Regions from separate parts of the Mus musculus genome. Here region 2 is linked to region 1. The links are chromatin loops, found by intact Hi-C in ENCODE. Cell type or tissue: heart. All regions are shown on one strand. Each heading gives the region's core, and the rest is flanking DNA. Links, peaks and the distances in the headings are about the cores only.

Region 1 (2,809 bases), core at 147-2,646:
CTTGTCTATATTCTCAGCACTTGGTCATTGATGTAGGAGGGTTGTCATGGGCTACAGAGTGAGCTTGGGCTAGCCTGGGCTTCAGAGCAAGACCCAGTGTAAGCAAACAAAAAACCAAAACAAATATTCTCGGTTTTTGCTCCTGCTCTACTGTCTCCTGGCCAAGTGATCTAGAGGAGTCACACCTTTGTCAGCCTCTTCCATATCTGTTAGATATGTCAACTCTGGTTTCTGCTTTAGAGACTGCCATGAGGATCTGGGGGAGAAATGCCCCTTGTTCCTGTGTCCCTTAGAATGTAGCTCCGAGCAGGGCTTTGGGGAGGGAATGGTCAGGGACTTAGAGTTCCTTGTCTCTGCCTGTCACCCATTATCTCTGTCTCCATATAGCTATCTCCATCAGCCCTTGCTGACTGTAGCATCATAGCACCAGCCCCAGAGAGGGGGCAGGGACATTGTAAAAGAAAACAAAAAACAACCCCCCTGGCTGTTCGTGTCTTCTGTAGTTTTCTATTGATGTCTCAAAAGAGCTGAGCCCTCCCTGCACCAGTGTGGTGGGTCTGAGTGGCTGTCACCCTCCAGGACTCCTTCATTTGAAGGTCCACCTCTTTTGGTTTTTGTCCTCAGGGTCTGCTCAGCACTTCAGTCGTCCTAAGCAGACTGCCAGGGGGGCTGTTCCTACTCTGACACCCAGAGGTCTTTCCCTGCAGGTCTGTCTGTCTTTGTTGCTTCTGACAGGCCACTGTGGGGAGCCAGCAACCATCAGGGCTCGGGGCTGTCCCGTGTAGATGTGTGTGGCTGGAAAGGTTCCCAAGCAGGGACATTTCTATGGGTCACAGGGTCTCTGCATAGATCACTTGTCTTGCCATCCTAGGGCCACACAGGTGGGGGCTGCCACATGTTTCCAGGAACACATGCAACCCTGCTGAGGAAGGCACCCAGGCATTTCTCCTAGAGCTTCCTGTGTGTCGTCCACACACAGCCACCAGCAAAGGGTGGGTACAGACATGATGGTGACCCTCCATTCAGGAGGAGGAAACTAAGGCCCAACAGCAGGGAGGTTAGTGGGTGGGTGGGGTAGTGGGTGGGTGGAGTTGCTGGGGAAGGGAGCTGCTTTCCTCCCTGCTGGAGCCCCACATTTCTGCCTCTAGATGGGGCCTGTGGTCCCTAGGACAGTCCACATTTCCAGAAAGCTCTGAGCTCTTGTTTTTCTGTATGGCAGATCTGTCAGGCAGAATCAGTGTGGAGTATGAGGGCTCTTCAGCAGGAGTGGAGGTACTCCATGACCCCCTAAGTGTCATCTGCAGTCCTTCTTGCAAGTACTTGGGCTTCTCCAGTGGGGGAGCAGCACCCCTCTTTGGGGCCCCTGCAGACCCCAGGCCTCTCTCTCTGGCTTTCCCTGCTTCGAGTTCCCCACAGAGAACTGTGGAGCCCCAGCCTGTTCCTCACCAGTGGGCCTGGAGGGATCCCTAGGAGAGGCGTTTGACTTTGTGGGCAGGTTTAGGTTTTCTTGGTGACCATAGCCTAGAGGAGTCTGGGAACATTCTGAGGACAGGTCAGTAAGAGCTCTGGCCTTTCCGTCCCTCTCTGTGAGCAAAGTCCCCAATTTTTCTTTTTGTCCTAAACACAGGCGAAAGGGGAAGTGTCCCTGGAGACAACCTTAGGAGCTTGGGAGGAGATACAGAAATAGTCCAGGCTGGACATCTTGACACCTCAGACTTGCTAGGTGACACTGGGTGACAGGATTTTCTGGGCCTCAACTTCCTCTTCCATAGCAGCAAGGGCAAGACTGGCCAGGGACATGACCTTGAGGCTACAGCTCACCACTTAGCCCAAGTTCAAAGACTGGACAGGGCTCTTTCTGACCCCTATCCTCAAGTCAGTGCAAGGGTGTGGCTTTGGGGTATAGAAATTCCAAGCAATAGTTATCATAAAGGAAAGGTGACATTTAGGATTTGTTTTCTCCGTTTGATGCTATTTTATACAGATTTCAGTGGCTCAGCTGCTATTAACCCAGGGCAGCTTGTTGCCAGAGCCCCTTCACTCTGCCTCTTTGCTTCCAAACTCTGCCCCCACAGCATGGCCTGTGTTCTGTCCCTGTGGCTTTACCTGTTCTATAACATTCTATCACTATCTGCGGCAGTATCCTTGTGCTTGGCTCTTGTCACTGTCCACCAATTGTTGGCTGGCTATGCCTGCAGCCTGGGTGCCTGTGGCTTGCCTATTGCTCAATATCACATGAGCCCCATGGCTGGTGCCAGGCTGTCAGAATAGGAATAGACCGGAACTTGATTTCTTATCTTCTCGTTGTGTCCAGATGAGTAGCTGTGAGCATGGCATCATAGACATTCATGCCCCGTCTGTGTGGCTGTGGCTGTGGTTTCTGTCTCATTCATTCTGGTATTGGTCACATTTTTTTCAGACAAAATGCCTGATACAAGGAGCTTCAGAGAGAAGGGCTTTGTTTCAGTGTACGGCTGAGGCTCCCTGGCCCTCCTGCCTGCTTGACACCTTCCCATCAAAGGTTCATCACCTTTCCTGTCTCCTTTCTCATGTTCCCAGAAGAGGATAAAAGGGAGCCTCAGAGAGTGACCATCGACAATATCTAATCTAATAAGGCTGCTCAAAGTGCTGGGTGCATGTGTCATACCTCCAGGAGCACTTAGGATGCTTAAGAATTCTTGTGTGTGGTGGACGGTACACTGTGGCTGTTCAATAAATATCTAGAGTGCAAATACATGAATTTGGAGTTCCCCACCTGGCAGCACCAGGCACGAGTCTACCGGCATTCAGATTTGATGTTTCGCGCTCT
Region 2 (2,809 bases), core at 103-2,602, 54 kb after region 1:
CAGTAGAGACTGATGAGCAAAGACTCCCAGAACCACCTGAGAGATGGCAGCCCTAAGCGGGGCATCTTTATCACACTCCTCCTCCCCAGGTGAGAGGTGTGCTGTCAGCTATTCCAAGTATGGCTGTGAATCACCCTGTGAGGAAATCCACATGCAGCCCCTTGGGAATGGAACCCAGCCTCAGAGTGGCTCCCTGCCCTGGGAATTAGCTGACACTCTGGAGGCAGTTATTAACCACCAGCTCTGTGCCAGCTGAGCACAGCCTGCGGCCTCTGCCTGGATTTCTTTTCCCACCAGGATTGGCTTTCACTCACCTTCCCAGGATCATCTCTCCGCAGGGTGCCTATCCAGGGCCCTGGAAGGCTGGGCTTCTCCAGCCTGGCTCTGCCTTCATTAGAGCTCACTAGCTCAAGCAGAGCCTGCATGAGCCCAGGCATTCCTGCAAGTGGGAGGCTTGTGCCTCTGCAGCCTGGGGGTGGTTGTGGCATTACCCAGTAGCTGGGGGGAGTTCCTACCCAGCCATCACTCTCTGGAACTTCCTGGGCCCTGAAATCGGTACTTCTTTAGTGACTGAGTACGTGGACCCTGGTCTGGGCTTAGCTTCTCCCATCTCTCTGGGTGACTCATTCATCAACTGAGAACTATTGGAAATTGCCTTCCTTGCCAGGTGTGGTATGACACACCTGTAATCTCATCACTTGGGAGGTAGAGGTAGGGGGTTAAAATAAAGGCCATCCCCCAACTACATAGCAAGTTCAAGGTTGGCCTGGGCTACATGAGATGCTGTCCCAGAAAACATAACCTCCCAGCCAACCCCTCTTCCCCTGGAGTCAGGGGAACATTATGTAGAAGTTGCTGAGCAGGGTCTCAGTATTTTCTGGTTTTTAATTTTTTTTATTTATTTACTTGGCCATCTGAGTTGTTTCCAGAATTGGAATATTATTAATAAGATATTCAGAGAAGTCCCAGGTGGTTGGTGGTCATCGTCTCCTAGTCCAGGGAAGGCCGGTTAGCCTTAATTCAATATAACTCTTTGGAAATGCATTATGTGGTTGGATGTCTGACAGTTTCTTTCGTTTCCTTGCTAACTAAAATTCTATGCCACAGTGTACTGGTCAGTCCCCTGTGGAAGGATGCCAGGACCTGATGATTAGAGACAAACTTGTGAGAAGTTTGTAAGGGCCATTGGTCTATGAGTGTCCTCCCTCCTCTCTCCTCTCCCCTACCCCCCTCCCCTGTGCTGCCTTTGGTTTGGGACCAGAATGACACAGAATACCTATAATGTACAGGTAGATAGCTCCTTCTTTTGTTTTCTGGCAGAGATTCTGTAGACTATTGTGCTAACACTTCTGTAAACGTTGGTGAAAATTCTCCAGTGAAATATTGGCACCTGGAGATTTTGAGTGGGAGCAGTTATTAACTTGTGGATTTCATTTCCCTAATAAAGTTTCCAATCTATCCAAGTTGTGCTTTAAAAAAAAAAAAAAGAAAGAAAGAAAGAAAGAAAAAAAAAGCTGTATCAAGATCACACAAGGTGCCAGAGCATTGGGTTAGCTTGGTGCTTGGTTTAGTAGTTTGGTGCTGCAGTGTCTGTAGTGCCAACTCCTGTCTGGTTCTTGGTATTTGCAACAACTTATCTTTTTTCCAGGTTTCTTCACCTGTTGTTACTCATTGCCAGCTTCCTTGCTCTTTCCATCCACTCTGCATCACTTCAGTGATGTTTCATTGACATGTGCCAGGCTGGGGATTTCCTTATTGTATCCAGTGTGAAGTGTGATTAGCTTCTCACACATGTATGTTTCTGTCTTGCTACAGGCTTCCTGGAGGAGCTAGGATGGAGAAGTTGCTTCAGGTGCTGCTCTCCTTGGCATGGGCTTGCTGTGTATTTGTTACTTGAGTGTTCTTTGCCTTGCCCTAAATCATGTGTGAGCTCCTCGGAGTCTGAGATCATGCCCACTTTGTTCACTGCTACGGTCTGAGAGTTTATGCTGTTCAAAGAGTTGGAGTTCAGTAAATAAGCAAATAGGTCGTCCAGACCCATGCTAACTGCAGAGCAGCAGGCTGTGGGAAGACAGGGACACTGAGAGGAGAAGATGCCTCGAAGGGTTGTTCTTTATAACACTGAGTTATGGTTATGGTGCAGGTGGTAATAGCATGGAAAATGGCCTTTCTGCATGGCTGTGGAGAGGACTAAGGTGTCTGTTACCATGGCCTGGTGGGGTTGTGGACTATGGAAGGGTTAGGGCAATCTGTCACAGCAGGGACCCTCATATGGACCCATGGTGCCACCACCTTATCTTCCCAGGGTCAGTTAGGATGCCTTCTACCCCACACTGCCTTAACCTAACCAAGCTAGCCATTCTTTTCCTTGTTCCTATTAAGTTCGGGGGAAGGTCTCTGCTAATAAAAGTTTTTAAATGACCTCTTTGTCATCTTTTATGTTAATTCCTTTTATCAGACCAACAACAGTCTCAGGCTGCAGCCTACCTGCCCCTGTGCTGCCCTGGGCCAGGAGCACCTTCCTTGATGTTGATCAGTTTCTCTCCAGTTCCTGGGGCACTTGGGCAGAAAAGCCCACCTTCCCAACCTTGATTCAGATTTCTGCTCCCAGAACTCTATGAGAATTATTCTCACTGTGACCTACCCTAGACTTATGGCTGCCTGCTGTGACAGCCCTTGGATGTGAATACAGCCTTTTTGGGGATAAGCCTGCCTCCCAGGCTGCCACAATATCCCCAAATTATAGACACCCAACAGCAAGGTTGGGAAGACCCTGAGTCCCAGGTCCTGGCAGGGAGAGGAGACATCT

Evidence for each region. Peaks named below come from ENCODE experiments on the same cell type or tissue, not always from the same donor. Only the 100,000 strongest peaks of a DNase experiment are listed, where the experiment ranks them.
Region 2: it touches region 1 in a loop (1.8-fold over the local background); 1 of 42 quality-filtered maps calls a loop at or near these places.

The regions. Positions count from the first base shown.
Region 1 is chr7:145,215,138-145,217,946 of GRCm38, reverse strand. It overlaps a transcript of Tpcn2 not described here. Among named protein-coding and RNA genes, the nearest start is that of Smim38, 8.4 kb to the right of the region's middle. In heart, for the core only: a CTCF peak has its summit at 1,149; a DNase peak (open chromatin) is centred at 2,236; H3K27ac peaks cover 2,454 bases.
Region 2 is chr7:145,160,798-145,163,606 of GRCm38, reverse strand. No RefSeq gene overlaps it. Among named protein-coding and RNA genes, the nearest start is that of Gm45181, 4.7 kb to the left of the region's middle. In heart, for the core only: no CTCF peak of the experiment used is centred there; no DNase peak of the experiment used is centred there.